2 separate regions of the Homo sapiens genome follow, and region 1 is linked to region 2. Evidence: read pairs that join two places in POLR2A ChIA-PET (ENCODE). Cell type or tissue: endothelial cell of umbilical vein. All regions are shown on one strand. Each heading gives the region's core, and the rest is flanking DNA. Links, peaks and the distances in the headings are about the cores only.

Region 1 (4,392 bases), core at 249-4,248, 170 kb before region 2:
ATTCCTGTTATTCTGTTGTTTCTTCATAGAAGTCCAAGGATGTACGTTTACCTGAAAGTTTTGTAATGCACTGTCTTTCATTCTGTGTCCAGTGAGCAGCCTGGCATGGACACTGTGGCAGCCTCAGTTCTCTGGGGCAGAGCATGAGAACTGGGTGATTAACCCTGTGTAAAGAATGGGGCCTGATTCAGTTCTGACACATTAAAGGGTCAATATTTCTTGCCAGTAATCGTTCCTGCAGGATACCTTAGAAGGAAATCTTACAGAAAGGAAGTTATAGGACTGAATTCCAAACCCACTGCTTGCCGAGTTAGGATGGATAGAACCATAATGCATGCCCAGGTATATGCAGTGCCAATGACCTCATGAAGAAATCTAACTTGTTATTTTCAACAACACCCCTTAGAGTGCAATAAAACCACCAGAGGGTCTGTGCTTCTGAAAGAATGTGTTGCCAGCTGTGGTTGTTGCCACATGAAACCCTACCTGATGCTAACTGAATAATACTCTGCAATCCCATTTCATAAAGTTGTATTTTTAAAAAATTTCCTCTGTTCCTAAGAGCCTTCTGTTCTCCTGCTACCAGTCTCAGGAGTCGTTCCTCCCTCTTTGTTCTCTTCATCTGTGCCTCTTGCCCCCCACCACATAGCTCTACAAATACAATTTTCCTTTACCAACAGCTCCATGCTTTCACTGTGCCCCAGTTAATCATTCTAATTTCCTTTGGTGGTCTCATTACCTCCCAAATTAAGCTCCCCATTGCACCAATATTCAAGCTTAAAATGATTTGGAAATTAAGCCTGTTTTTCCACAAGGGCAAGATGCCTGTTGAAGTAACAGTGTGAGGTTGAATCTCTTTGATGAATGCCTTTTATTAACTGATTAGACTGGATTTTACTTCCTGCCTGAAGTCAGAGTCAAAGAATCTCTGAGTGTGTCTAACCATCTCTACTCTTCTACCTGATCTGAAAATAATGGCCTAACCCTAAAGTGTTCCCCTGTCTCCCTGCTATCTGTCTTGCTTCCCAGCTCCCTGGTAACTGGTTCAGCTTTGTGTGGTGGTGGTGAAAGTTACATTTCTATGGAGAAATGCAGCAGCACATAGCAGAGTGGCAGAGAAGCTCTATTTAGGCTTTGTTTCTTGACCACATCACTTGATTTTTAGGGAGATCCTATGATTGGTATTCTGAGCATTTTCTGAGTTGCCTCATCGCTGGGTCAATGGCTTTATCTACTAAAAGAAACAGAAAGGGAAATTGGTTCTGTCTCACTGAGCTTGCCAGAGTGGAATCTGGCCAAACTGCTAAACACCACTGAGCTTCATTCCTCACCTGTAAAATAGAGATAAATAATAAAACATACACTGTGTGAAGATTAAATAAGACAATGTATGTAAAGTAAATAGCGTGGTGACTGAGAGGTCAGCACAGTGCCGTGAATAAGAGCATGAACTGGAGCAAGACTGTCTTCCCCAAATTCTCCCTCAGTCTTTTGCTGTCTATGTAGTTTAGGGGCAAGCCAAACCACTTGTGCCTCATTTGCCAATCTGTAGAAAGGGCGATAATAAAATTTACCTTATAGGGTTGTTGTGAAGATGAAATGAATTAGTGAAAACTGCTGAGAACCATGCCTGGCACACAACCACAACAAACACTAAAAGTGCTTGCCAAAAAAAGTGTTTGCCATTATTATCAGAAAATACTGGTATTATTACAGCTATTAAAATAAGCTCTGGCCTTGAAAACATTGTCCTGAAAAGCTGATACAATCAAAATGAAGCAATAAAGGTTTAACCTTTGGTCATGCATAGACTAAGATGTTTTACTTACTTTTTCTTTTATTTGCCAAAAGGAAATAGAAAATTCAGAGGCGATGTTGACTTGGGGAGACCTTCTGAGGAAGGAAGAAATCCCAGGTGACCTGGTTCTCTTCACATTCCTCAGGAAGCCCGCTGGTTTCAGGAAGACCTGCACAAAGGGGAAACCTGACCTCATAATTGAACAAAGCTGATTTTTAAACATGGGAAGACAGGGCTAATGGGGTGGTTGTGAGGAGTATTAGTCCCCTTCAGGGAGAGAATTTAATATGACTGAGGTCACAGGAGACAATCTCCAATATACTCATTAGCAAATTAGTATTTTGTTTATCTTTAAAAAAAAGGGTGAGCCGGGCACGGTGGTTCACACCTGTAATCCCAGCGCTTTGGGAGGCCGAGGCGGACGGGTCACGAGGTCAAGAGATTGAGACTATTGTGGCCAACATGGTGAAACCCCGTCTGTACTAAAAATAAAAAAATTAGCCGGGCGTGGTGGCGCACACCTTTAGTCCCAGCTACTCAGGAGGCTGAGGCAGGAGAATCGCTTGAACCCGGGAGGCGGAGCTTGCAGTGAGCTGAGATCGCGCCGCTGCACTCCAGCCTGGGCAACAGAGCGGACTCCATCTCAAAAAAAAAAAAAAAAAAAAAGGTGGGGGTGGAGTCAGTTCAAAAGCATGGTGGGGAATTCTATGTTGAGGCAGTGCAGTATTTGGAGAAACTGCTGAGAAGATGTGAAAGACCACACATAACTATTTTATGCCCCTGTGAGATCCTTGCCAGAGCTTGATGGTGCCCATTAGTTCATTATTCCTTATGTTTTAAACTTTTGGTAGAACCTATAAGGATTATTATATGCCAGATGTATCAACTATGTTATAAACATGAACAATGAAAAGCTATTTTTTAAACCTATATGAATCTTGTGTAGCTTTTAAGAACATGTGTCCAAAAAATAAAGAATAAAAATAAAAACATGTCCAAAAGAACCATCATATAGAGTGGTCTGGTATAGACAGTGAATTAAGAGTCATCTGGGTTAAGTGCCTTTGGGAAAATCACTTCTCTGAATTTTAGTTTCTACTTCCCCTGCTTATTCCAGAGGGTTATTGTGGACACCAAATAAGGTGATGAATGTGAGAAAACACTTTTTAAATGCAAAACTCATGTTAGGAAAACATGTTATAAATGTAAATTTATAAAGGTGAGACTGGGAGAAGCAGGATAAAGAGAGGGAGAAAATCAGAAAGACGTCAGTGAGCAAAAAAGGAGGAGGAAACGTGAGGAAAAAAATCAATTTTCAAGATATTCAGGCATAAAAGAAGGCAGTTTGGAAGTGAAAATATACATGGTAAATGAACGACAATAGACAGAAGCTAAACATAAGTCACATATCTGTAAGACGGAATATTATGTGGATATGAAAAGTTATGCTTATGAAGTATTTGAATGGCATCAAAAACACTCAGCATGTTAACTAACAACAGATACAACATTGTATGTGTGAAGAAAATGCAGCCAATTGCATAAGAAAAGTATTAAAAGAGATTAGAAGGAAACATGGTAAAGCGGTTGCCTCTGAGTCGTAAGCAATTAAAGGAGGTTTCTATTCTTTCTGAAAAATTACCGTTTTCTTTAGTGAACATGAATCACTTTTCTATTTAAAAACTAAGCTGAACTAAATTAACAATAAAAGATAGGAGAAAAGCTAGATCAAGGAGATATATGAAGCAGAGTATCAGGAAACCTCCTGAAGCTTCTTTAGGCCTAAATATGGGATTTGTACCTGAAAGACCAAATATAAGTGCTTTGTTACCTCCACTTACGAGCGGTTCATTGTATACACATTGTATACACATGTACATTGTATACACAGTTCAATTATACACTGCTCATGTAGTACAAGGAACTATTTATTTTATTTTATTATTTTTCACACATTTTATTTTTTTCATGTATTTTTTTAAATTTTAATTTATTTCAATCGTTTTTGGGGAACAGTCGGTTTTTGGTTACATGGGTAAGTTCTCTAGTGGTGATTTCTGTCTGAGATTTTGGTGCACTTGTCCCCGAGCAGTGTACACTGTACCCAATGTGTAGTCTTTTGTCCCTCACCCCCGCATCCTTCCACTTGAGTCCCCAAAGTCCGTTCTTAATGCATCATTCTTATGCCTTTGCATCCTCATAGCTTAGCTCCCATTTATAAGTGAGAACAGACGATATTTGCTTGTCCATTCCTGAGTTACTACATTTAGAATAATGGACTCCAACTCCATCCAGGTTGCTGTGAATGCCATTAATTCATCCAGGAACTATTTAAGTGGTTTATATTGCTAAATAAAATATATGGGAGGCTACTGTTTTGGACTAAGCTCCTGCACTAAGTGCCACCAGACAAGACCAAAACAGAATGGAGTCACTCCTGCTAGATAATCATACTATACTTAGAGATGGGCCAATTTTCAAAAAGAAAAAAACAAAAACAAAAACAAAACAGGAGATTTGCAGCAATTAATCCAAAGGGCCCCAGTCAACCTGAAGCAGCATGAAAGAAGTCCCCTCTACTTTAACTCTGTAAG
Region 2 (4,392 bases), core at 303-4,302:
ATTGGAATCCTAATGGCTCTTCAAATCTCAAGTCCATGATCTTTGCACCCATAAGATGTTGTGAACCCAACGATAAACTTAAGCTTTGAAGACAGAGGTGGGTCTTGTCTTCTTTAGGAGGAGAGGAGAAATCAACCTCTCTCATTTTTTCTTTCCTGTAGGGCTCAGGGATGTGGAAGTTTAAGAGCAACGAAGGCTCCGCAGAGGATGAGGGAAGCTTCCAGAGGGCAGGAAGGAGGTCTGGACAGCCCAGTCTAGCAGGGGCAGAGCTGCGGCAGATGCCTTCCCAACGCACAGACATTGCAGAGTCCTGCTGGTCCCTGCTTTCCCAGGGCAAAGAACTGCCCCCATCCACGGCCCCCTCAACCTCCCTGCAGCCTGACATAAGACACTGGAGGTCACAACTGGAGGCTCAGAAGGCCAGCGAGGAGTTGTGAGCGGCAGACAGAGGGGAAGGCAGGGGGGCCAGGTGGGAGGTGGTCTGGTGCCAGGCTTGGGCCCAGTATGTAAGGGGTTGGGCAGGCCATGTGACTCCAAGGAGGCGGAGACAGGCGAGCTGGAGGGAGGACGAGCAGGCACGGGGAGGGGTTCGGGGGGTGGGGGCCCAATCTGAATAATTGAGGAGCTGTTCAGCAGCAGCGGCTGCCTCCTGCCTTCCTTTGCCGCCACCACCACTTCCCATCCCAGCTAGAGAGACAGCTCCGCGCAGTAAGTGCGGACTGCCAGCCACCAGCCTTGGCAGCCAGCTCGTCGCCTCCAGCCCCGACCCCGGTAAGTGAACGGCCCCCTTCGCTGCCGTTTGTCCCCCTCCGCGCCCCCCGCGCCCCAGCGGGACCCCTGCAACTGGGATGGCCGCCTCTCCCGGAATGACCCAGGGAGCCGGAGTCACCGGGAGCGGGGGACCAGGAATATGGCGCGGAGGCCCAGGGCGCCCTCCGAGAAGGGGTTCCCTGGAAGAACCGAGGAGGTGGGTCGGGCTCTTTCCTGCTCTGGCCCGGAATGAGGCCCCGACTGCCCGCGGTCTGGGGGCACCGGGCTCTGACTCGCGGGAGCTGCCGGGCGGGGCGGGGGCCAGCGCGGCTCCGGCGCCGCTAGAGCGGGAGGCAGAAGGGGAGCCGCGAGCGGAATGCGGGCAGCCTAGGTCTCGGCAGACGCCGGGCCCGTCCTGTCCCCCGCCTTGGCGCGCACCCCGCACGGGCAGCTCCGTTCTCCGCCTCGGACCGAGACCATGAAACGGAGACGCTTTTCCGGCCGCAGACTCCGGGGAGGTCGGGAGCAACGTCTGCCCTTTTACCTGGGAGCAAACTCCTCAAAGGGACTCCCGCCGAGCCCAGCACCCCGACCAGGATGGTGGCGCCCCGAGGGGCGTCTGTCCCCGGAGAGTGGTGACTCTCCCGGGAGCGGCGAAGAGGACGTGACGGGAGCGGTGTCCAGGGAAGCTCCCTGCCCAGAGCCGGCAGCCCCAGCAAGGGGAGCTCTCCTGCACTGCTTCAACCCTCAGTCTCCTCTCTTCTCCCATTCCAAAGCACATCAGCTCCCCTCTAATCCAAGAGGGCCAGGTTAGGGCTGCGTGGCCACGCGGGATGCAGCCCCCACCCTCCTTCTCTCTCCTGTGTCACCCTGCCCCCTCCCCAAATGAGTATTTTATATTGCGATTGAAGAGTGAGCAAAGCAAAGGCGAGAAGAGATGCAGGAAGGCTAGAGCAGCGGGGCTCGCTCCTGTTCTGGCACTCCTCATCCCCCCACCTGTGTGAAGCTCGTTTCCTTGAGATTTTGAGCGGAGACACTCAAAGGAACTGGCTCTGGCGAAGGGATCCCCGCCTGAGTGTCGGTGAACGTCACTGGCCCGAATTGCCCAAGGGCCGCAGGATGTCACCCTGCCTCCCCCTAGGTATAGGGTCTAGGAGAGCGCTGGGGGCAAGGTAGCTCTCCTCCTCCGACTGAGTGCAGGGAATGGCGCTGTCCGCGGTGCTGAAAGTTCTCAGAGGCTGGGTGCTAATACCGCCAGGGCCCACATTCCCTGCGAGCAGAAACTGCGTTAGAACCCTAAAGGGTTCTAAGCAAGCGACCTAGAGAAACAGGAGAAGAAGGGGCTTTGCCTTTCCCGGTTTTCTGCTTCCCCAGGACTCCGCTTGGGAAAAGGTTCCCGGCTTTCCTGAGTGGAAGAGCAGGAAGCGGGTGTCACTTCAGGATCCAGTTTTGCTAACTTCGGGAGCTTCCTCGTTCTACTTCCTATACCTGAGCAGTGAGACTTCCTGTCGGTAAAGTGTTGAAAGGCAGTTAGGGATGCTGTTTTGATAATAAACATTTCTGTGGCTTTCAGGAATCAGAGAATTGTTAGGCTACACAAAGGAGGGGCTTCATGGTTGTAGCTTTTTCCTCTTCTTAGAACCCTTCTTTCCCCACTGCATGTTATTTACATGCTCTAGATAAAGATCGCTAAGCAGCCCTGTATGTTTGTTTCTTTAGCTAGTCTTTTATATTATGGGCAAGATGGGGAAAGGATTGAGCCAATTTGGGGAGGCCTATTTGTACTGAACACCTCTATCTGCTGGGTAATAATATTTCATTTAAACTTCACAATAGCTGCCAACCAAAAGTATCACACAGAGAAGGAAACAGAAACTTGATTCCAGAGATTGGATTCAAAATCAGATCTATTTAACTCAAAGTCCAAGCCATTTTCATGCCTTCATTTTGGTATTTGGCTCTGAATAGCTGTTATTGGAGATTATAGCAGGAGAATGACAAAGGAGGGAGGCCTGCTCTTCTCTTTCACACACTCTCCTCTCTTCCAACCCTTTTCTCTTTAATCCGTTCACCCACTCACTGTCATGCACTCCCACCCTCCCAACTGCTTTTGCATGCTGCTTGAGATACCACTGTTCACACAACTTCAGCTCCAATATTATGGAAACAAGTTAGAGAACTAAACCAGCAGCCTTTTCTAAAAGAGTAGCAGGGCTTCAGGAAGTCTGGAGAACTAGAGTCCACATGTACTTTCATATTTAGAATTATACTGTTGAATTTTAGAACTAGAATAGCTTTGAATATCATTTAGCACCATCGTTTTACAAGAAAGAAAACTTGGAAACCAAAAGATGGTCATTAGTCTAAGTCACATGATTGAAAAATTAGAACCCAGTTAACTTGATTCCAGGCCCAGGGCCTTTCCCACTATTTCATGGTGTCTGAAATACTCTTCCATACTGCTTTCTTTGATTATCTTTGACTAAACGTCAGCATCAGTGAACTAAATTAAACAACATGCCAAAAATACAAACACTTAACATACAAGCATTCCTCTTACCTTTCTTCCAACTCCTTTGTCTTCCAGCTCTTTCCCCTCTGGTCCTACTATTCCAGTGTTGTCTAACCCAACATACCTGGGAGATATGACCCACCTTCCTCAGTAACAGTTTTCTCTGAAGCAGCAATTCACAAATGGGAATGGTAGTGTGTCATTTCTTTACTTGCCCTATCTTGTCTATATCTCCTCTTCTATGACCTATTCCCCAAAAAATAATTTTCCCAAAATTGGTTACCCTAAGCAACTGCCCATGTTCTCATAGGGACTGGGAAAAGGCCCTAATAAGACCTAAGGATTTTTATAAATAAAGATCATTATAAGTGCTAATATCTATGAAATGCTTATCATATGTGAGGCACTATGTGAAGTTATTTCATCAATCATTTTACTGAATTATCACAATTCTGTCAAGTAGGTGGCTCCACTAAAGATGGTCCTAGGATTCTAGTTCGCTCTAACATACAGCAGAACCTGATGTTCTGTTCATTTCCTCTTTCTTCTCTTTCCAGCTCATAGTAAAGTCTCATCTTCATCAATTGGATTTTTGTATTTAATTGATAGTTCCATCCTGCTCCAAAACATAGCATTTAGAAATTCAAATTCAGTTCAAATGACACTGTTTTGCTCTCTCATCTCTTAATATTTACCAAACATATTCTCCCCATTTGTTATCTCTTATTTAAAAATTCCCATATGGCTTCTTATTGATAATGTCAACATTCTGCTTCAAACCTTCTCTAGAGCCAATTAAGGTATAATTTGTAATTAAATACATAACTTCTATTGTACCTTCACTAGGTGATCTGTCAAGAATGCTATTGCTGAGGTGCTCTGGGCCCTGTGAACCAGAACCTTAAACTGTCTAGAACTGCTCTGTCCAACATGGTAGTTGCTAGCCACATGTAACTATTTATAATTAAATTTTAATTAAACTTTTTAAAATTAAAAATTTAGCCCCCCAGTCACACTAGTCATATTTCAAGTGCTCAATAACTCTATATGGCTAATGACAACTGTGTTGGACAGGGCAGATATCAGAAAATTTTTATCATTTAAGAAAGTTGTGTTGAAAAATGCTGCTT

The links. Peaks named below come from ENCODE experiments on the same cell type or tissue, not always from the same donor. Only the 100,000 strongest peaks of a DNase experiment are listed, where the experiment ranks them.
Region 1: POLR2A ChIA-PET joins it to region 2 with 6 read pairs; 1 of 35 experiments calls an interaction of 5 or more read pairs at or near these places.

The regions. Positions count from the first base shown.
Region 1 is chr3:170,757,094-170,761,485 of GRCh38, reverse strand. No RefSeq gene overlaps it. Among named protein-coding and RNA genes, the nearest start is that of RPL22L1, 110 kb to the left of the region's middle. In endothelial cell of umbilical vein, for the core only: no CTCF peak of the experiment used is centred there; a DNase peak (open chromatin) is centred at 1,775; H3K27ac peaks cover 733 bases.
Region 2 is chr3:170,582,290-170,586,681 of GRCh38, reverse strand. It overlaps SLC7A14 (solute carrier family 7 member 14), which reads left to right and starts at 607. Exons shown (of 8, transcript NM_020949.3): 1 at 607-771. The region is part of intron 2 of SLC7A14-AS1 (SLC7A14 antisense RNA 1); the gene reads right to left. RefSeq lists a silencer at 1,828-2,122. In endothelial cell of umbilical vein, for the core only: no CTCF peak of the experiment used is centred there; a DNase peak (open chromatin) is centred at 1,941; H3K4me3 peaks cover 925 bases; H3K27me3 peaks cover 476 bases.